Regions from separate parts of the Homo sapiens genome. Here region 2 is linked to region 1. Evidence: chromatin contacts called from ENCODE Hi-C data. All regions are on one chromosome and are shown on one strand. The core of a region is the stretch at or near the end of the contact, and the rest is flanking DNA. Distances in the headings are between cores, read along the strand shown.

Region 1 (5,651 bases), core at 1,793-4,292:
AACTCATAACATGTCATAGATCTGAAGTTTTGTTTTATAGTTAAAAATAAGCAGCTTTATTTTAGAAAGTGTGTGCTAAATAATTGTATACTAATTTTAAGTTAGTTTTTGCAAGGAATGACTTGAAAATTTCTACTTTGACATCTTCTAATACTTGAATTCCACTCAAGTGCACCTAGTTCATTCCTGAGATTTCTAACTTCAGATTGTCTAGAGCATTACATGTTTAAAGATACTTTTAGAAGCTCTCAGTTCCACATATTTAAGAAGTTCAGTAAAACTTTCTTTTATTTCACACTAAGCTAAATATACTTTAGTGTCTGTAGATGAATAATGACTATTTATTCTAAATCCTTATATAGCTTATGTAGGTTAGTACAAAAAAAAGTTCATATGGAAACATTTAAACATATAAAGCTGTATTCAAGTAAACACCAATATATGCCAGAACACAAGGAATAGAGAGACTCTTGGGATAGGTACTGAGAACATATTCTTCAAATGTCCTGATATACTTACAATCATGGAAACCATGAGAGCCAAGATGAAGGCAAAGACAAGGAACTTCATAGTTGGCTGGGTTCTCTGAAAACATATGTGGAAATTCAGTATCACATTTTTTCTTGCATTCGCCCATCAAAAGTTTATTGATTATACTACGCTCCAAAGCACTGGGAGACACACTCCAGATAGAAAGACAATTAAAACCCATTGCCTGACATCATGAAACTTGGAGACTTGTTGGAGACACTGATAAGTAAAAGTGAGTGTATTGATATGGAAATGCTAAGGCATTAGAGTAACACACAAATCAACACCTTACACAGACCAAGAGAATAGGGGTATGAAGGTAAAGAAGAAAGTAAAGCTTGAGTTGGATTATGCAGGATGAGTAAAGAGGTGTTGGGTGACTGCAAGAAAATGAAAAAGAGGGAGGATACCATATTGAAAGTGCAAACAGTTCAAAATGTAGGGAAGATAAAACTGGAGCAGTTTATCAGAAGATAAAACTGGAACAGTTCAAAATGTAGGGAAGATAGAACTGGATATTATGGGGCGCCTTAAATAATGACATTAGGGATGATATTTAAGGTACAGTGTAAAGAGATGTTTGGATGTTAGAATGACCAGCAATGGGCAATCGCTTTATAATGTTACTGAAAATGAGCCAGATTTCTGTCTTGAGAGTTGCAAAAATGGGGTCACCTTCAGATTAGAACATTAATGATACTGGGTAGAGAACAATCAAACTGATAAGAAGTCACAGAGAAAATATTCGTACCTCCTCTGAGAAGTTGAATTGGTGAAGATGACTTAATATTTTAAATAATCTCATTCAACAAAATTAACCTTATCTGGGACTGTGATATGTTATCATAAACAGTATAAGCCAGTTAACCCAGTTCCTTTGTTATTAAACAAAAAACGTTAGATTATTTATTTGTAAATTATAAACATCTAAATAAAGACATTTTCAGTGAAACACATAATTGCCACAAGAGTTACAAATAAATGACATTTTTACCTGTTTATTGAAAACTATAGAGTAATTCATATAAAGGTAATGGTCTTCATTATTTTAATCTCTTTTACCAATAACTTGTGATAAAACATTACAAGAATATTTTTTACCTAATTATAAAAAAAATTACTGTTATTAATAACCCCAAATCTCCAAAACATAAAGCAGAACTCATGATTTATGGCATTTGCTTTGTTACTTATTCACTGATTTGCCTCAGTTATTCAAACTGAAATTTCTGGCCGGGTGTGGTGGCTCATGCCTGTAATCACAGCACTTTGGAAGGCCAAGGTGGGCAGATCACCTGTGGTCAGGAGTTCAAGACCAGCCTGACCAACATGGAGAAACCCCGTCTCTACTAAAAATAATAATAATAAAAATTTAGCTGGGCATGGTGGTGAGTGCCTATAATCCCAGCTACTTAGGAAGCTGAGGCAGGAGAATCACTTGAGCCCGGGAGGTGGAGGTTGCGGTGAGCCGAGATTGCACCATTGCACTCCAGCCTGGGCAACAAGAGCGAAACTCTGTCTCAAATTAAAAAAAAAAAAAAAAAAAAAAGGAAATTTCTGGTATTAGAGTAAGTGTAAAAATAATATGTACTTTGGGGTTTTTCTATCACCTGATAGATAAACCTACCCATCAGTCATTTTATGATGCAAAAAGCATAAAAACTTTAGTGTATTTTATACCTGTAAATTTTATTGAAAGTATGGAATCAAAAAATGCTCATAGAAGAGTAGTTTTGTTTTACTAACCTTGATAAACTGAAAGATGGATATATAGACATAGATATATAAATATATATGTCATGGTTTTAAAAAAATATTTCCCCAATGAAAAATAATAAAAATATGAAATAGTAAAATCTTTGTTTTCTGCCATATCACAACTGAATGAAAACAACTTAAGTAATATAAAACAGTAAGGCAGTAAAGCATGACTGTTATACAACATTTTTTATTATGCAGAATGACATAACTGTTTAAAATGATGGAAAGGTCAATGAAAAGGTAGTGAGAAATGTTTACTTATGGGAAAAAAGTAAATTTTTAAAAGTTAAACTTGTGAAACAATATATACATTTGCAAAAAAGAGAACGTATGCTATTTTCTTAAAATATGAACTTCGAATAAAGGTAAAAGTAGTAAGTAGCAGAGTAGATGCCAGTACGTAGACAAGGAAATAAAAAGCTTTTCAGAAGTTCCATCAGGAGAGAAGTTGGAATATGTCTCCATATTCCACATTATTTACTTTGCATGATGATTGCTGATTTCAATGTATAGTTATTCAGATTCTCAACTTACCTTCAGATCCTAAGAAGGTCATCATTTCTCTCAATTGTTTCTTTATGAGAAATTATCATTACATAAATACACATTTTTATAATTAGTTTTCAAAAGATTTTAGGAAGCAACACTCTAGATTAAGACAACATATTCGATTATACATGAACATATTACCTTTTACTCAAGATGAGACTACAGAAGTAGTGAAGTTGAAGTGAAGCTTCAAGAGATGATGTGCTACCCTAGAGGGCCAATGTATTTAAACACTCTGAAGTCCCCCATTTGTTTTTGTTAAATAATGGCAATTATGAGATCACATTATGGAAACTAAAAGTAATGCCCAAAATCTGTCTCTACAAATGATAAAAATAACCGTAACAAAGTGATTTTGCAATAGATGATTGTGAAGACAAAGTAACCAGGAAACAACTGTACCCACTGCATGTTAATCCCACTGTTAGTCTAGCGCTGAGTGAGTCAGATGACAGAAAAGCATGCTGGAGGAAACCAGGCATAGAAATAATTGCAGTGATAAAGATGTTTCCACAAGTATGTGTCCAAGGTGGAACAACTCTATGACACAAATAATACTTACCATGTTATCAAGATTTTACATGTTCTCTGATAACTCGTGGTAACTGGCATAATAAAATTACAGTCTTCATATACTTCAAGAGTTTTTCTTCAAATCATTATTTATCTCATACTTTTACCATCTTCTATTGACTTTAGAATATTTTAAGTTACAAAGTGAACGTAAACATTTGCCAAATTCAGTAATCTTTTGGGTACTATATGATAAAAAATTATTATATTTATGGTGAAATGACTCTAAGTGCTCACTGATACATATCTCACATATGACTGAATATATGTATTTGGAAATTCAATTTAATTTCCTGGAGTTTTTAAGGCTACATATTTTTCCATAGCAGCCATGTGTTGACATGATTACACTAGAGTGAAGGAAAAAATGTTTTCATTACATTCCTAGGAAAATTTGTGTAAAAATTACCCTACTCACTGCTGGTTGGATAACTCAATGTACTAAGAAACGAATATCAAAAACTTATATATAAAGTTGAGGTAAGTTATACAGCCTAGTGCATTGTTCCTCAGAGTGTGCCATATGGGAACATCACAGACAGCATCAGCTGGAGCCTGTGGAAATGTAAATTCTTAGTCCACCTTCGCAAACTTGCTGAGTCAGAATCTTGGGGTTGTCCTAAGGCGTTTGCATTTTAACATTATCTCCAGGTGATTCTTTGGGTACTGTGAAGTTTGAAACAAGGCTGGTCTCAGTGGCTCATGTCTGTAATCCCAGCACTTTGGGAGGCCGAGGCAGGAGGATTGCTTGAGCATAGAAGTTCAAGAATAGCCTAGGCAACATAGTGAGACCCGTATCTCCACAAAAACATAAAAAAAAAAACAACCACATATTTGTCTCTTGAATGCATTAGTTATCCTTAGGCTTTAACCAGTAAAGATAATTTGTGGTTTAATTTTGTATCAGATTTTTTAAGGAAGTATTTATTAGGTAAATTTTTATGCTGTATTGGAACAGCCTTACTGGAAATTATGATTACTCTCTGGGTAATATACAAGAAAATATAAATCATTTCTTAAGGCAAATAAATAATTCAAATTAAATTAGATAGATATTATTCTTATTCTTTTGTCATGAGATTTATAAGCATTATAGATACAAAGTTTCTTCTCATGTGTAAAACAAACACAATCTCTTTACATTCTGAGTGGAAAAAAGTTACATAGGGTTCAGTAACTATTTTATTTTTCCAGAGATGGGGTCTTGCTGCATAGCACAGTCTTGAGTGCATTGGTGAGATCATAGTTCACAGATGCCTGGAACTCCTGGGCTCAAGTGGTCCTACAACCTCAGCCTCATGTTTAGCTGGGACTACAGACATGTGTTATCACTCTTGGTTAATTTAATTTAAATTGTTTTTGGTGGAGACTTGGTCTTGCTATGTTGCCCATGCTGGTCTTGAACTTTTGACCACAAAAATCCTTCTGCCTTAGCCTCCAAGTAGTGCTGGGATTGCAGTCATGAGCCATTGTGCCTGGCCCATGGTTCAGTAACTACTGAACTATATCTGATTTTAAAAATAAACTGCTTCGATTACTTGGGGAAAGTCAAATGATTTTCTTCTTTTCTTCTTTCTTTCTTCTCCCTCTCTTCTCCTTTCTTACCTCTGGTTTTCTTCACCACTTCATTTATCCAACAATACTAGGTACTGTTCTAGTAGATCTAAGGTATTCATGTTCTAGTGAACATAAAGCAAACTAATAGCCCAAAGGCACTAACAAACAGCAAACTACATGGTAAGAAATATTGATACATCTTAATATACACACTTTAAAATTACAGTTAAACTTAACTCATCTACATGTTATGTTGGAATACCAACATGTAGGCATTAGTCCACCCATCATTTTCTGCTTCCCCAAGTTAGGAAGTGTGGGGATTATGTATGATAGGTCAAACAAGGATAGCAGACTAGAAACAAAGGAGTGACCTTCTCGTGTTAGTTATGGTCCCACCCTCCAGGAAGAGCAGACCAATTTAGAAGACTGATGAACCAGAACATGACTTCATATTTTATAATTAAAGAAAACAGATATCTTATCCTCTATGCCAAACACTGTTCTCTTTGAAAATGTCATGACCTTTCGTTACAAAGGAAACATCAACAAAGAACTACTGCTTTATCACAGGTGAGGCAATACAATTTTTGCTTAAGGATACAACCCATGAATGGGTATTTGTAGTGATGTTTATGCTGGGCTCTCCTCAATCTTGCTTCTCTATCTTCTTTACTGCC
Region 2 (5,651 bases), core at 695-3,194, 54 kb before region 1:
TATATAATGACATTAAGAATGCTAATTAAGGTACAGTGTAAAGAGATATTAGGAAAGTAGAATGAAAAGCAATGGAGACTGGCTTTATAATAAAGTCAGTGACTATGAGCCAGAGTTCTATTACAGAATCCACAGATGGTGTAACCCTGAGATTAGAACATTAGTGATATTGGGTAGCGAAAAATAAAATGAAGAGAATTCACAGGGAAAATGATTGTATCTACTTTGAGAAGTTGAACTGGTGAAGATTATTCAATATTTCAAATAATATTATTCAACAAAGTTAGCCTCATCTGGGACTCTGATATGCTTTTATAATTATGTATATGCAAGTGTATCCAGTTCCTTTGCAGATATAAAAAAGTATAGCAGGTTACTTATTTCTAAATTACAAACGTAAATAAAAGCATTTCCATTGGAAAATACAATTACCACAAGACTTACAGTTACATGGCATTTTTGGCTGTTAATTGCAGTTATAAAGTAATTCATTAATAGGTAATTTAAAAATTTTTTTCTAATCTCTCTTTCCTGTCATTTGTGATATAACATTACAGTAACATTTTTCATCTAATTATAATAAAATGTCCTGCTCTTAAACAGCCCTACATCTCTATCATGAAAAGCAGAACCCAAGATTTATGGCATTTACCATATTATTTATTCGTTTATTTTGCTTCACTCAATTAAATGGAAACTTCTACTATAGGACTAACTATAAAAATTATGTATTTTGAAGTTTTTCTATTACCTAATATATAAATCCTACTACAACTCTTTTTATGATACAAAAGGCATGAGAATTTTACTGTTGTTAATGATTGTCAATTCTGTTGCAAGTACAAAATAAAAAAGGGTTCTAAGAAATTGGTCTTCTTTTACTAACACATAAACTGATAGATAAACGAACATAGATAATCAATATACAATTAATGGTTATGAAAAACATATTTCCCAAGTAACACATCAATAAAAATTTGGAACAGTAAACTCTTTCTTTTCTGCCATAACACAAATGAATGAAAATGAGTTAAACAAATTAGTAAGATTGAGATGACTAACTCTTATACAGTATATGCTTTGCATTATAACAGCACTGTTTTAAATGATGGAAAGGTCAATAAAAAAGTAATAAAATAGTTTCCTATTAAGAAGAAAGTAAATTTTTAAAAATAAACCTTTATAATAATATATTTACCAAGAGAGAATTTATCAGTATCTTCTTGTAAAATTTGAACTCCTGGTTTAAGTTAAATGTAGAATTAATAATTAAGAAAGTAGATATTAGGTATCTAGACAAGGAAATAAAAAGAGTTAATTGAGGTCCCACCATCAGAGAGGATGTAATACATTGCCATATTCCACATAATTTACTTTGCGTGATGATTGCTGGTGTTAATTCATAGGAATTGAGATCTGGAAGTCATCTTCAGATCCCGAGTACAAAATTGTACACATTACAGCATCAGGGCAAATAACTAATGCATGCGGGGCTTAAAACCTAGATGATGGGTTGATAGGTGCAGCAAACCACCATGGCACACGTTTACCAATGCAACAAATCTGCATGTCCTGCACACGTATCCCAGAACTTAAAGTAAAATAAGAAAGTAAAATAAAATAAAATAAAATGAATTTGTGTGTGAGTTTTTAAAGGAAATATTTATTAGATAAATCATCTATGCTAATTTGAACAGTCCTATTAGAAATTATGGTATTCTATAGGTAATATACAAAAATGTAAATTATTTATTTAGGCAAATACGCAATTCAAGTAAACTAGATTTAAATAGATAATATACATTTTCATAAGTGGGTTACTATTGATTTTAGCAAACAAAAGCTTATGCTAATATATAATATTAGATTGTACTTGAACATATTACCTTTTACTCAAGAGGAGAGTCAAGAAGTCAGTGAAGCTGAAGTGAAGTCTCAAGAGATGTCCTTTTCTATATGGCTGATGTATTTAAACACGTTGAAATCTCCCTTTTGTTTTTCTAAATAGCATCAATTAGGAGATCATATGATTGAGACGGAAAGTAATGCCCAAAATCTGTCTCTACAAATTCTAAAAATAAACTTAACCAGGTGATTTTACAATAGATCATTGTGAAGACAAAGCAACCGGAAAGCGAATGGACCCATCACATGCTAATCCCAGTGTTAGTCTAGCCCTGAGTGAGTCAGACAACGGAAAAGCACGCTGGAGGAAACCAGGCATAGAAATGATTGCAGTGATAAAGATGTTTCTGTAGAATACCATCTACTACTTTTCAACAAATATATGTCCAAGATGGAACAACGCTATGTCAAAAATAATACTTACCATGTTATCAAAATTTTACACATTCTCTAGTAAATAGTGATAATTGGCATAATAAAATTGGAGTCATTCTATACTTCAAAAGTTTTCCTACAAATCATTATTTATCTTGTATTTTTACCTTTACATTGACTTTGAGTGTTTTAAGTAATAAAGTGAATGTAAACATTTGCCAAAATTCAATCATCTTTTGGATATCATATGATAAAAACATTCTCATATTTAATGTCAAAAGATTCTAGGTGCTTGGTCACATATCTCTCACATAAAACTGATTTCTTATGTTTAGAAATTTGAATTTACTTCCCTGGAGTTTTCTGAGGTTCATATATATTTATAGAGGCCATTTGTTGAAATAACTATATTAGACAGAAAGAGAAAAACAGAATTTTAATTTAATTCATAGGCAAACATGTATAAGCATTCACCTACTCTCTACCGGTTGGAGAATTTGATGTGCTAAGAACTGAGTATTAAAAACTCTTTTCTAAAGTTCAGATAAGTTATACAGCCCAGTCCATTGTTCCTCAGAGGGTGCCACATGCGACCATCATGATCAGCATCAGCTAGTAGCTGTTGAAATGCAGATTCTTATTCTACTTTTCCAAACTTACTGAGTCAGAATCTTGTGGTGTACACCTGGAACCGGAATTTTAAGAACATGTCCAGGAAACTCTTTGTGTACTTTAAAGATAGAAAAACTACTTAAGAGATTTATAAACGCATGGTCTTTAGCTTGATCCCACTAATTAGAAATTGTGTTTTAAATTTGTGTCTGATTCAGGGAAGGAAACAACGCCCACCAGGGCCTGGTGGTGGGGAAGGGAGGGAGAGCATCAGGGCAAATAGCTAATGCATGTGGGGCTTAAAACCTAGATGATGGGTTGATAGGTGCAGCAAACCACCATGGCACACGTTTACCAATGCAACAAATCTGCATGTTCTGCACACGTATCCCAGAACTTAAAGTAAAATAGGAAAGTAAAATAAAATAAAATAAAATGAATTTGTGTGTGAGTTTTTAAAGGAAATATTTCTTAGATAAATCATCTATGCTAATTTGAACAGTCCTATTAGAAATTATGGTATTCTATAGGTAATATACAAAAATGTAAATTATTTATTTAGGCAAATATGTAATTCAAGTATATTAGATTTAAATTGTTCTTTTGGCATGAAATTTCTAAGCATCAGAGATATAAGGTCTCTTCTCTGGCACAAAACAAACCCATTCTCTTTACATTCTCAATGAAACAAAGTTACATAGGATTCAGTGACTATTTTTTTTTAATAGGTACATAGGCTGCATTCATCACCCAGGCTGGAGTGCAGTGGTGCAATCATAGCTAACTGCAGTCTGGAACTACAGGGCTCAAGCAAACCTCCCCTCATACTCCTAAGTAGCTAGAGACACAGGTACGCACGACTGCACCAGCCTAAATTTTTAATTTTATTTTTTATAGAGATGGGTTTCACAATTTTGTCAACATTGTTCTTGAACTTTTGATTTCAGGTGGTCCTCGTGCCTAAGCCTTCCAGAGTGCTGGGATTACAGTCATGAGCCACTGCACCATCTCATGGTTCAGTAACTACTGAACTATGTCTGATTTAAAAAATATACCCTGCTTTAATTAATTACAAAATGTCAAGCGGTTTCCTTCCTTTCTTCTTTTCTTCTCTGCCTCCTCTCATTTCTTCCCTAGTTCGTTTTTCTAACAATATTAGGTACAGTTCCAGTGGATCTAAGATATTCATGTTCTAGTGCACAAAAAGCAAACTAATAGTCCAAAAGCACACTACCAAACAGCAAACTAACAGGTAAGATATGGCAGATGTCAATATACTCATTTAAAAACTACAATTAAACCTAAAGCATATACACTTTATGTTGGAACACCAAAATGTAGGCATTATTTCACCCATGATTTTCTGCTTCTCCAAGTTAGGAAGTGTGGTGATTATGTATGACAGGTGGAACAAGCATGGTGGCATAGAAATACAGTAGTGACCTTCTCATGCTAGGGATGGTCTCACCCTCCAGGAACAGTAAGCCATTTTAGAAGACTGATGGACCAGAACATGGCTTCATATTTTATAATTAAGTAAAACAGATATCTTGTCTTCTATAAGCAAACATCATGTTCTTTGAAAAGGCCATGCCTTTCAATTACAAGGGAAGTATCAACAAAGAGCCACTGTCTTATCACAGTTGTGGCAATACACTGGTTGCTTATGGATACAATCCATGAATGGGTTTTTATAGTGATATTTATGCTGGGTTTTTATCCTCCTTCTTCACCTTCTTCTGCTTCTCCCCCTCCTCCTCTTTCTCCTCTTCTTCTCTGGGCTCCTCTTCCTCCATTTTCTGCTTCTCCTCCTCCTCCTTATTCTCCGAATCTCCTGTGATGAAAATACTGCATGTTCTCACTCATAGGTGGGAATTGAACAATGAGAACACATGGACACAGGAAGGGGAACATCACACATCGGGGACTATTGTGGGGTGGGAGTAGTGGGGAGGGATAGCATTAGGAGATATACCTAATGCTAAATGACAAGTTAATGGGTGCAGCACACCAACATGGCACATGTATACATATATAACAAACCTGCACGTTGTGCACATGTACCCTAAAACTTAAAGTATAATAATAATAATAATAATAATAATAATAATAAAGAAAGTCATTGCAGACAAACTGATGGGGGGCATTAGATGGTTTGGGGTCTGTGTTCCCTTTACTGTGCAGTGACAATGAGTGGGGTGGGTGGGGGCTGGGGGGCGGTGCGGTTACCTTCTGTCTTGTAGAAACTGAGGTAAAAAATGTGAGAAACTTCCAGGGTGAGAAAATTAGGTGTACCAAAGGAAACCCAGAGCCAATCAAATGTCAGAATAAATAGGCCCAATAATCTAGCTGAGCTTAAGGATTATATGCTTGTAAAATATAAAATACTACAGACTAAATTAGGAATAATTGACTCTAAAGGACCTCTGACATAGAGTGCTTCAGTCAGTGCTTCTCAAACTGGGTAAAAGAAGTGATGTAAGGAATAGCTATATTTGTAAATATAGAAAATAGAAATAAAGAACTTTTGCATAAGAATTGTTTAAAATATATTGCACTTATAAAAAGAATGGACTTCTATTACTCAGAAACAGCACTGCAAACAGCTTAATGGTTTGAAATTGCAACTATCCAATCAAACATCCATTAGGAAGTCAGTCATCTTGAAACAGAGAAAATACACTAAATCATAGTCTTTCATTTTACTTTGTCTTTTTGGTAATTCAACCAACTCCTGTAGAAAACATTTATATTCTTCC

What was found. A loop is a pair of places that touch in the nucleus more often than their neighbours do.
Region 2: a loop to region 1 is called in a map of DLD1, with 4 times the contacts of the local background. The contact joins the promoter of HTN1 here to the promoter of STATH in region 1. A Hi-C loop is called at or near these places in 2 of 168 maps with a recorded cell type or tissue (Caco-2 and DLD1) and 1 of 37 single-sample maps with no recorded cell type.

The regions. Positions count from the first base shown.
Region 1 is chr4:69,993,357-69,999,007 of GRCh38, reverse strand. STATH (statherin) reads right to left here and starts at 3,042. Exons shown (of 6, transcript NM_003154.3): 1 at 2,983-3,042; 2 at 520-585. The coding sequence starts at 570. LOC105377269 (a long non-coding RNA gene) reads right to left here. Exons shown (of 2, transcript XR_938858.2): 2 at 5,573-5,651.
Region 2 is chr4:70,046,731-70,052,381 of GRCh38, reverse strand. It overlaps HTN1 (histatin 1), which reads right to left and starts at 1,944. Exons shown (of 6, transcript NM_002159.4): 1 at 1,887-1,944.